Linked DNA regions of Homo sapiens: all the other regions are linked to region 3. Evidence: chromatin contacts called from ENCODE Hi-C data. All regions are on one chromosome and are shown on one strand. The core of a region is the stretch at or near the end of the contact, and the rest is flanking DNA. Distances in the headings are between cores, read along the strand shown.

Region 1 (2,700 bases), core at 47-2,546, 3.4 Mb after region 3:
CAAAGTACCATGAACCGAGTAGTTTAAACAATAGAACTTTCCCAGGCACGGTGGCTCACGCCTGTAATCCCAGCACTTTGGGAGGCTGAGGCAGGTGGATCACCTGAGGTCAGGAGTTCAAGACCAGCCCGGCCAATGTGGCAAAACCGTCTCTACTAAAAATACAAAAAAATTAGCCGGGCCTGGTGGCGCACGCTGGTAGTCCCAGCTACTCGAGAGGCTGAGGCAGGAGAATTTCTTGAACTCAGGTGGCGGAGGTTACAGTGAGTCGAGATCATGGCACTGCACTCCAGCCTGGGCAACAGAGCAAGACTGTCTCAATAAAAAAAAAAAAAAAAAATAGAATTTTATCTTCTCACAGTTTTGGAGGCTAGAAGTCCAAGATCAAGGTGCCAGCAGGGCCATGCTTCCTCTGAAGGTGCTGGAAAAAGAGCTGTTCCAGGCCTCTCTCCTAGCTTCTGGTTCCTGGGCTTGTGGCAGCAGAACTCTAGTCTTCACGTGGTGTTTTTCTTATATACACGTCTCTGTATTTCCAAATTTCCCTTTTTGTATGTGAAAGGGGATACGAGTCATATTGGATTAGGGGCCCACCCCACTCCAGTATGACCTCATCTTAACTTTAATTACATCTACAATGACCCCCTTCTTAGATAAGTTCACACTCTGAGGTACTAGGAATTAGGACTTCCACATATGAATTTAGAGGGAGGGGTACAGTACACAATTCAACCCATAACATGTGGGAAATGGAAATATGATCTTATCAATGCCAATACCTCCTGTAGCTTCTATAATATGCCAGATGTGGGAGGGTTGCAAAGGAAACAGAAGGTCACTGCCTTTGAGGAACTGACATTTGTGCTTAGGCCTATGGTAGGCGGAGGAGATATAAGACTCCACATGATTTCAAGTCTGGGACCTGAATTCCTAGATCATCCAAGTGATGACAAATCCTGTAGCAGGACAAGGCAGAGAAGCACACCTGAAGACTGAGGAAGAGAATCAACAGATTCAGAAAAGAACTGATGCCAATTTGGGGAGCAGTTGTAATCGTACAATGCTTAGTTCTGAAAGAGTGCTTAGAGTTTTCTGAAAATCTTGTTCCTAACCATATTTTCATTCTCTAAGCTATTTTAATCACCTAAATCCCATATTGATTACTGAATGTGACGTGACCCCTTGGCTTTCCTCACCAATGATACCTTCCGGAAGTGAAAATTTGGAGCAGCACAAAGAGCTGCCTGAGAAAGCAGAACTGGCCTCCGGAGACGTGCTTGGGTAAGACACACTGAGTGATACAGGAAGCCACAAGACCAAGGTGAAAGTTTCTTGACATGACAAGAAGGGCAAAGCAGAAAAACCAAAGAATTAATGGAGATGGAAAGACAAGCAGAAGGGACTCTGAAACCCACAGATAAGTAGGCAGGTGAAAAACAATGAGAAAGCTACTCCCAGAAGCTGTTCCGATCTCTGCCCAGGTTGGACACTGGTTAGAACTGGGCAGTCTCCTTAAGATGTTTTAAACATGTGCTCTCATCCAGGCACATTCCACCTTCTCAGAGCACAGCCACTCTTGCCAAGCCCCAGCAAGCTTGTCTTCACTGCCTCTACCCGAACACTTCCTTGCTGTATCATTTCATTTCTGGGGATTAAGATAAAAACTGATTTCTGTCATCTTATCTTAAAAATAAGGTTGATAGCTAGCCAGTTGTTAAATACTTGTTCGGAATACCATGCTATGCAAATGCCCTTGTTACCCAGTACAGGATAAGAAGCATTTATTCAACAAATTTTGAGTGCAAATTACGTGCCAGTCACTATCTTAGGCATTGGGGATGGAAGGGTAAATAAGACAAAACCCATGTCCTTGAAGGCTTTACAGACTAGATGTGGAGGTATAAGGAGAGAGTCAGCCACACAGCAGGGATGGCAACTGCTAAAGTAGACACACACACGGGGGATTACATGCATCAGGAAATGGAAACACAGCCCAGAATGGAGGAGTAGAGAAAATGACCTGGAGGTGATACTGAGACTCTAGCAGCATGAAGTAGATCATTGCTTAACAAATTTTTCTGTAAAGTGTCAGCTAGTAGGAGTTTTTGGCTTTGCAGGTGGTATGGTCTCTCACAACTACTCAACTCTGCCATTGTAGCATAAACAAGGCAGCTGTAGACAATATGTAGATAATCAATTGGACAGTTCTAATTAAACTATTTGTGAGTGCAAAAATTTGTATTTCATATCATTGCTATATGTCACAAAATACTATTTTTTAAAATTTTTCTTAATATCTAAAAATGTAAAAGCCGTTCTTAGTTTGCAGGCCCCATAAAAGCAGGCAGTGGCCAGCATGGACCTGTGGGTTGTAGAGTGCTGATCCTTGATCTAGATAAAGTAGGCAAAACATTCCATGCAGGAGAAACCACATACACCACACAGGCACACTTAGGAATGCCAAGCAGATGTTAAGGGTTAATATTTTTAAAGGCAAAATCATGACTCTTATACAAATATAAAGCAAATATATACCAAAGATTCTATTCAATTTGTTCATTAATGAGAGAAACAAGAGAATGTTATGACCAGTTCAAAGGAGAAGTTTTTAAAAAACACACATGTATAGGCCATCAGAAATGCTGAAATCAATTGGCTGGTATCTGTATCTATCAATATCTATATGGCAATAATGAACTGCAT
Region 2 (2,700 bases), core at 67-2,566, 4.5 Mb after region 3:
CTCACTGGCTTTTCATTCTAAAGACAACCAACAAGCTTTCAGAACTTCCTACAGTGTTTTTCTCATACACTTTTAAAAAAATAAAGCACCAAATCATTCAATATGTCTTTTATATAAAAAGCAAACCATTAACCCATTTCCTCGTTCCAAAGACCCCCGTGGGTTTCAGACTAAATAGAATCCTTTGTTACGTGTCCAAAAATAACACAACACGGTATTGGTAAATTGGAAAATAATAGATAACTCTTATTTCCAAGAATGTCAGAGCTACTGGCCATAAATTTTGTTCTGCCCCAGTGAGTCCAATTTCATGCTTCTTTTAGCGAATCTACCGTCCTAACAACAGTAAAGCCAATCATATTAAACACGGTTCTCCTTTTCTCTTTCGACATTCCATTAATAAATACAAGGGCTGAAAGAAGACGCCAAGCGGGCCAGTTTCTTTATGCACAATGGTATCCTCTAAGCGAAATACCTCCAACCACAGCGAAAGTTGTCTTTCTAGCAGATGCCCACCCCAACCGGCCCAGGCAGAGGGGGCAAAGGGTAAGAGGGAAGCGTAACATCCCAGCTCTCCCACCTCTAGAGGAAGGGAAGAGGGTATGACAGAGAGCGGAGTAGGAAGGTGGGCGAGTGGGAGAGACAGAAATGGATGCTGAGGGGGTGGGCGAGATGGGAAGGTAGGGAAAGGTGGAGAATGCGGGGAGAGGTGGGTGCGCAAAGCGGCAAGATCCGAGAGCACAGCGGGGAGCGGTGGGGGGCAGCGAGGGGATCCGGGGGCGCGAAGTGGGGGGTCTGGTCCTCACCATTGAACGCCCCTGCGTCCGCGGGCGCCGCCTCCTCCTCCTCCCCGTCCTCGGAGTCGGACTGCATGGGCTCCTCGGCGAAGTTGACCCCCTTGCTGGGGGTGCCGCCCCCGGCAGCGGCGCCCAGGTCCCCCCAGGTCCTGCCCTCATGGCCGAAGCGCGCGGTGCCTTTGCGCTCGTTCTCCTGCTGCAGGCGGGTGAAGTGCTGCAGCGCGAACTCCAGCAGGTCCGCGGGCTGGTGCCTCAGCACCTCCACCGTGAAGCCCTGCAGCAGCTCCGTCAGTCCCGCCGGGATCTCGATGCTCATCCTGCCTCCGGGGCGGCAGGCGCCTGGGCGCCGCCCTCGCCCCCTCCCCGGCACGGCCTAGGGCCCCGCGGCTGCCGAGCGAGCGCCTACGGCGCTGGCGCGCTACCGGCTGCGAGCGCGGCGCACTGGGCCCCGGCGGCCCGGCTGGCCCGGCCCGCGGCTCCCGGCGCGCGTCTGCTCCGTGTGGTGGCGGCGGCTGAGCGAGCGCGGCCCCGGGAGGGCTGGCAGCATCTCCTGCTCCTCCCGCTCCAGCCGCGGCCGCGCCTCTCCCCCGCCCGGGCGCCCCGCCCCCGCCCCGCCGCGGTGCGCGGGAGGGGGCGCAGGAGAGCGCGCCCACGTGACCCCCGGAAACCATGGCAACCTCCGCTGGCTGGCGCCGCGCACCCGCCTGTCAGACCACCGCAGGGCTGCGCGCCCGGGCCGGGAGAGGCGGAGGGAGGCCCAGCGAGGCCGCCTTCGTGTCCACCTGTCCGCGCGTCCAGGAGCGGGCTGGCCACTCGCCCCGCTTCCCAGGCGTCATTCGCCATGGTGAACCCCCGCAGAGGTGGTGCCAGGAGATTTGTCTTGAAACTTCAGCCTCCACCTTAGTAGTGGCATTTTATTTTCCTTCTAGAATCTAGTTGCATGATAAGTGTTGCTAATGTCCTTTGTTTAAAGTCTTATGGTGGTACTGGTTCTCTTTTGGACAAAGAAATGCTACCCCATCTTTGTGACGTCTTTCTTTTTCTTCCCCACATTTTATCCAGCCTTTCCCGATCCATCCTGTTTATTATGTTTCGTCTTACTGATGCTATTCCGTTGTGCACTCCACGCATTTACTATTTATTGAGACAAAGGCACCATTTATTGAGAGGCACCTATCAAAGTTAGTTGATCTCTTTTAAATAGGATAGTGCAGGATGAGGCGCTTATTATTTTGAAACTTTCCTTTATGCTTTGAATGATTTTTGACTTGTATGTCCAAAAATTGAAATACTTCAGTATAAAGAAAAATAGAATTACTAATGTGTGCTTTTAAAGTAGAAGGCTTTGACTTTGAAATGAGGCTTACTTTGCAAATGTTTACAATTTTGAAGTAGAGAAAATTGTCTTTTGTCAATTAAATTCTATTTAAGTACGCATACTTCATTTTCTACAATTATCATATCATTGTAAATAAAATATTTCAAGAGCAAGCTCACTTGGTTATTCTGATTTATCTTCCCACCCACGGAAGAGTAAACACATGACTGGGGAAACTCCAAGTCTAGAAATCAGAGATGTAACGAACTAGTCCCTCTTGTAAAAATGGATCTTGATGTTAACCCTTTGTTAATGATGCATCCTGTATTGACTCCATGAGCCAATGTATTTCTCTATTTTCATTTCTTAACAACTTTATAGTAATAATGTTACGTTGCTTTAAATATACAGTAGTTAAGTGCTTCTAATTGTGTCGAGCATTTTAAGAATTAAACTTTTGGCCGGGCGCAGTGGCTCACTCATGCCTGTAATCCCAACACTTTGAGAGGCCGAGGTGGGCGGATCACCTGAGGTCAGGAGTTCAAGACCAGCCTGGCCAACATGGTGAAACCCCATCTCTACTAA
Region 3 (2,700 bases), core at 83-2,582:
TCTCAAACATGTCTTAGGGAGACTAAAGTTAGGGCTTTCTATAGCAGGGAATTATGGAGGGGTAAGGAAGAGGAGTTTGTGAACAGGCAGCAGATGCACCTCATTGTCCAGATGTAGTGTTCTGGAAAGTTGCATTTCCTTGACACTATCTGGGAGGTCTGACAGTTTATCTGCTGAGAAAGGAACTCAGGTAAAATGCACGCAAGTTTCTCAAGTTTCACTTCGAAGGGAAAATTTGGCCGGTTTCGGTCTTCCCTTTCTATTTATCAATTCCTCAATCATGCGGAATCTGGTAGTTGATCTTTCTGGCTGCTTCACGTGAAGGAAGGGCATCTTGGGATGATATGGAATGAAAATATCGCACCTGTAATTGCAAGTACTTACGAGTACCTGGTTGGCATCCAGCTTGTTGGAGCACCATGATTTGGGTACTTTCATCAACATTTTAAACCACATTGAATTAGGATAATTAATAACATGGATAAGAAGGTTTCTTTGTAGGTTGTAATAACCCAGTTAAGAGTTTGTACCATTCGGCCGGGCGCAGTGGCTCACGCCTGTAATCCTAGCACTTTGGGAGGCCTAGGTGAGCGGATCACGAGGTCAGGAGATGGAGACCATCTTTGCTAACACGGTGAAATCCCATCTCTACTAAAAATACAAGAAGATTAGCCGGGCATGGTGGCGGGGGCCTGTAGTCCCGGCTACTAGGGAGGCTGAGGCAGGAGAATGGCGTGAACCCGGGAGGCGGAGATTGCAGTGTCGCTCTGGCGACAGAGCGAGACTCCGTCTCAGGAAAAAAAAAAAAAGAGTTTGTACCATTTGAGGGCAAAAGCTTCAGTATGAAATTCCCGTTTCTCTCAAGTAAACCGCCTGTCCTGTGTTACTCACTTTGTTTTACCTGGAGGCAGCAAAACTGAATAGTTTTCCTGAGTGCTCATGAGTAGGAAAAAATGAAATGAAGAGTTGCCCAGAGATCGCTAGTGAGGTGCTTTGCCACTACTGCCCTGTACTTAAGTAACTGTGAGGGTTCTCTGTTTCCTGGCTTCTAAAACAAGAGGAAGAGCTGAAGACACAGTTTCATAGACTTTTCGGCTCTTTATTGTAGTCTCCCCCATTAGTACGTTGCTGAGCTTAGGGCAAGTGCTCAATAATAGCTTGCTGAATTAGTGTTGTGTTTGATCCTTTCAGATCCACGCCGCATTTTGAGCCCGACCTGGGCGGGCGGTCCAGAGACCAGTTTTCCGCCGGGGGCGGAGCTTCGGGCGGCCAGCGCGCGACGGGGCAGCGGGGCGGAGCTTGCCGCCGGCGGAGGGCGGGGTCTGCGCGGGGACTTCCCCCGGGCTGAGCTGCGCAGCGGGTGCGGAGGGCGGGCGCCCGGCGTCCGGCGGCGGGTGGGGGGCTGTGAGGCTGGCAGGGGTCGGCGGGCGCGTAGCCGCCGACCCTTGGTGGTCTCTTGGGCTGGGGACCCTTCCCTGGGAGTCGGCCCCGGCCCCGGCGGGGCGGGCGTTGCCGGGAGGCGGAGGGGTGCGCGGCCGCGAGTCCTGCGTGATCGCGAGCATGTGTGCGTGCGCGTGTTTATCTGAGGCGCGTGCGGCGGCCACCCCAGCCTAGTCCTCTTCTTGGTGCCACTGGCTAACTAGGTTGAGAAACCGGCGCCACAGGCGGCACACCTGGCCCGGAGCTGGCCCGCTCCTCCCCGCCGAGCCGGCGCCCCAACAACGCGCCCTCTCCCAGTCCTCACAAAGGGGCCTAGTCCGGCCCCCGGCTCTGGCCGTGAGGGAGCGCTGTGGGGGCGCGCTGCCTTCTGCCTGGAAGTGTTGGGCAGGTGGTGGGAGAGCGTCAGGCTTGAACAACATGATTTTAAAGCACGTGTCTGTCTGTCGTTTTTTACTTTTAGGGTTTTGGCCAAATTGGGCGAGGGCACAAAATAACCACTTACCCCTTCTCACCGAGGAAGAGCGGGAGAAAGGGTAAGTAAGGAATGGTCAGGGGTGGAAGGACCTAGGACTTTATCCTGAGAGCGAGCGAGAGAGAGAAGGGCTAGATGTCCAGAACTGCTCGTGGGGAACTTGGGCCCAGATTCTACCTTTTCATCGGGAACTGGAGGACCCACCTTCAAAGTCACAGGCTCCAGGCCCCGGACTGTTTTCAGCCTCACACAGTCTATAGAGTTTAACAGCTTGGGCATGTGGATCCCTTTTAGCCCCTTGACCCGACAGAAAACTGCACTTCCCCTTTACCTGTTTTTACCTTGGAACATTGGTCCTCTCTAGTTGTCTGTCTCCGGCCCCTATCTTATTAGCCAGCTTTGACTAATCCCTGAGACCATAGCACTAAAGAATCCAGGTCCTGTTTGATAATGAACAGTAACCCCCCTAGGGATGTTTACATTTTAAAAGGGTACTCCTGAAAAAATCCTTTAGGACCCCAAAGCATAAAGTTAGTAACAAGATTACAAGTGTTGAAGTTCTTTGGGATCTCTCAAGCTTACAGAAGAAGATGTTTTGAGGGGAGAGAGATGACCAGGCTGGGCCTTTTTCTCTGGGCTTTCACTCTTGGTACCTCCTGGCAAGCATTCCATTCACTTTTGAAAAGTTGCCAAAAAGGACACTGAAGTTCTCTGAGGCTTACTGTGATTTTCAGTGTGGTCTATTTCATTGGTTCTTCTGTGGGACTTTTCTATCACTTCTTTAATAC

Evidence for each region. Hi-C counts contacts between places; a loop is a spot of excess contacts on that map. Pooled maps may share reads with other maps.
Region 1: a loop to region 3 is called in a pooled map, with 5 times the contacts of the local background. The contact joins the enhancer-like site here to the promoter of IMMP2L in region 3. A Hi-C loop is called at or near these places in 4 of 50 pooled maps.
Region 2: a map of CD4-positive, alpha-beta T cell shows a loop between it and region 3 (6-fold over the local background). The contact joins the promoter of PRKAR2B here to the promoter of IMMP2L in region 3. A Hi-C loop is called at or near these places in 2 of 168 maps with a recorded cell type or tissue (CD4-positive, alpha-beta T cell and naive thymus-derived CD4-positive, alpha-beta T cell) and 4 of 50 pooled maps.

Annotation. Positions count from the first base shown.
Region 1 is chr7:108,134,392-108,137,091 of GRCh38, reverse strand. No RefSeq gene overlaps it. Among named protein-coding and RNA genes, the nearest start is that of LAMB4, 5.4 kb to the right of the region's middle. Within about 2 kb of position 1,296, at least 4 of the 41 ENCODE cell types and tissues checked have a DNase peak (open chromatin) inside an H3K27ac peak, as active enhancers do.
Region 2 is chr7:107,043,321-107,046,020 of GRCh38, reverse strand. PRKAR2B (protein kinase cAMP-dependent type II regulatory subunit beta) reads right to left here and starts at 1,316. Exons shown (of 11, transcript NM_002736.3): 1 at 807-1,316. The coding sequence starts at 1,113. RefSeq lists silencers at 923-1,217, 1,004-1,563.
Region 3 is chr7:111,561,124-111,563,823 of GRCh38, reverse strand. IMMP2L (inner mitochondrial membrane peptidase subunit 2) reads left to right here and starts at 1,332. Exons shown (of 6, transcript NM_032549.4): 1 at 1,332-1,973. RefSeq lists a silencer at 1,171-1,800.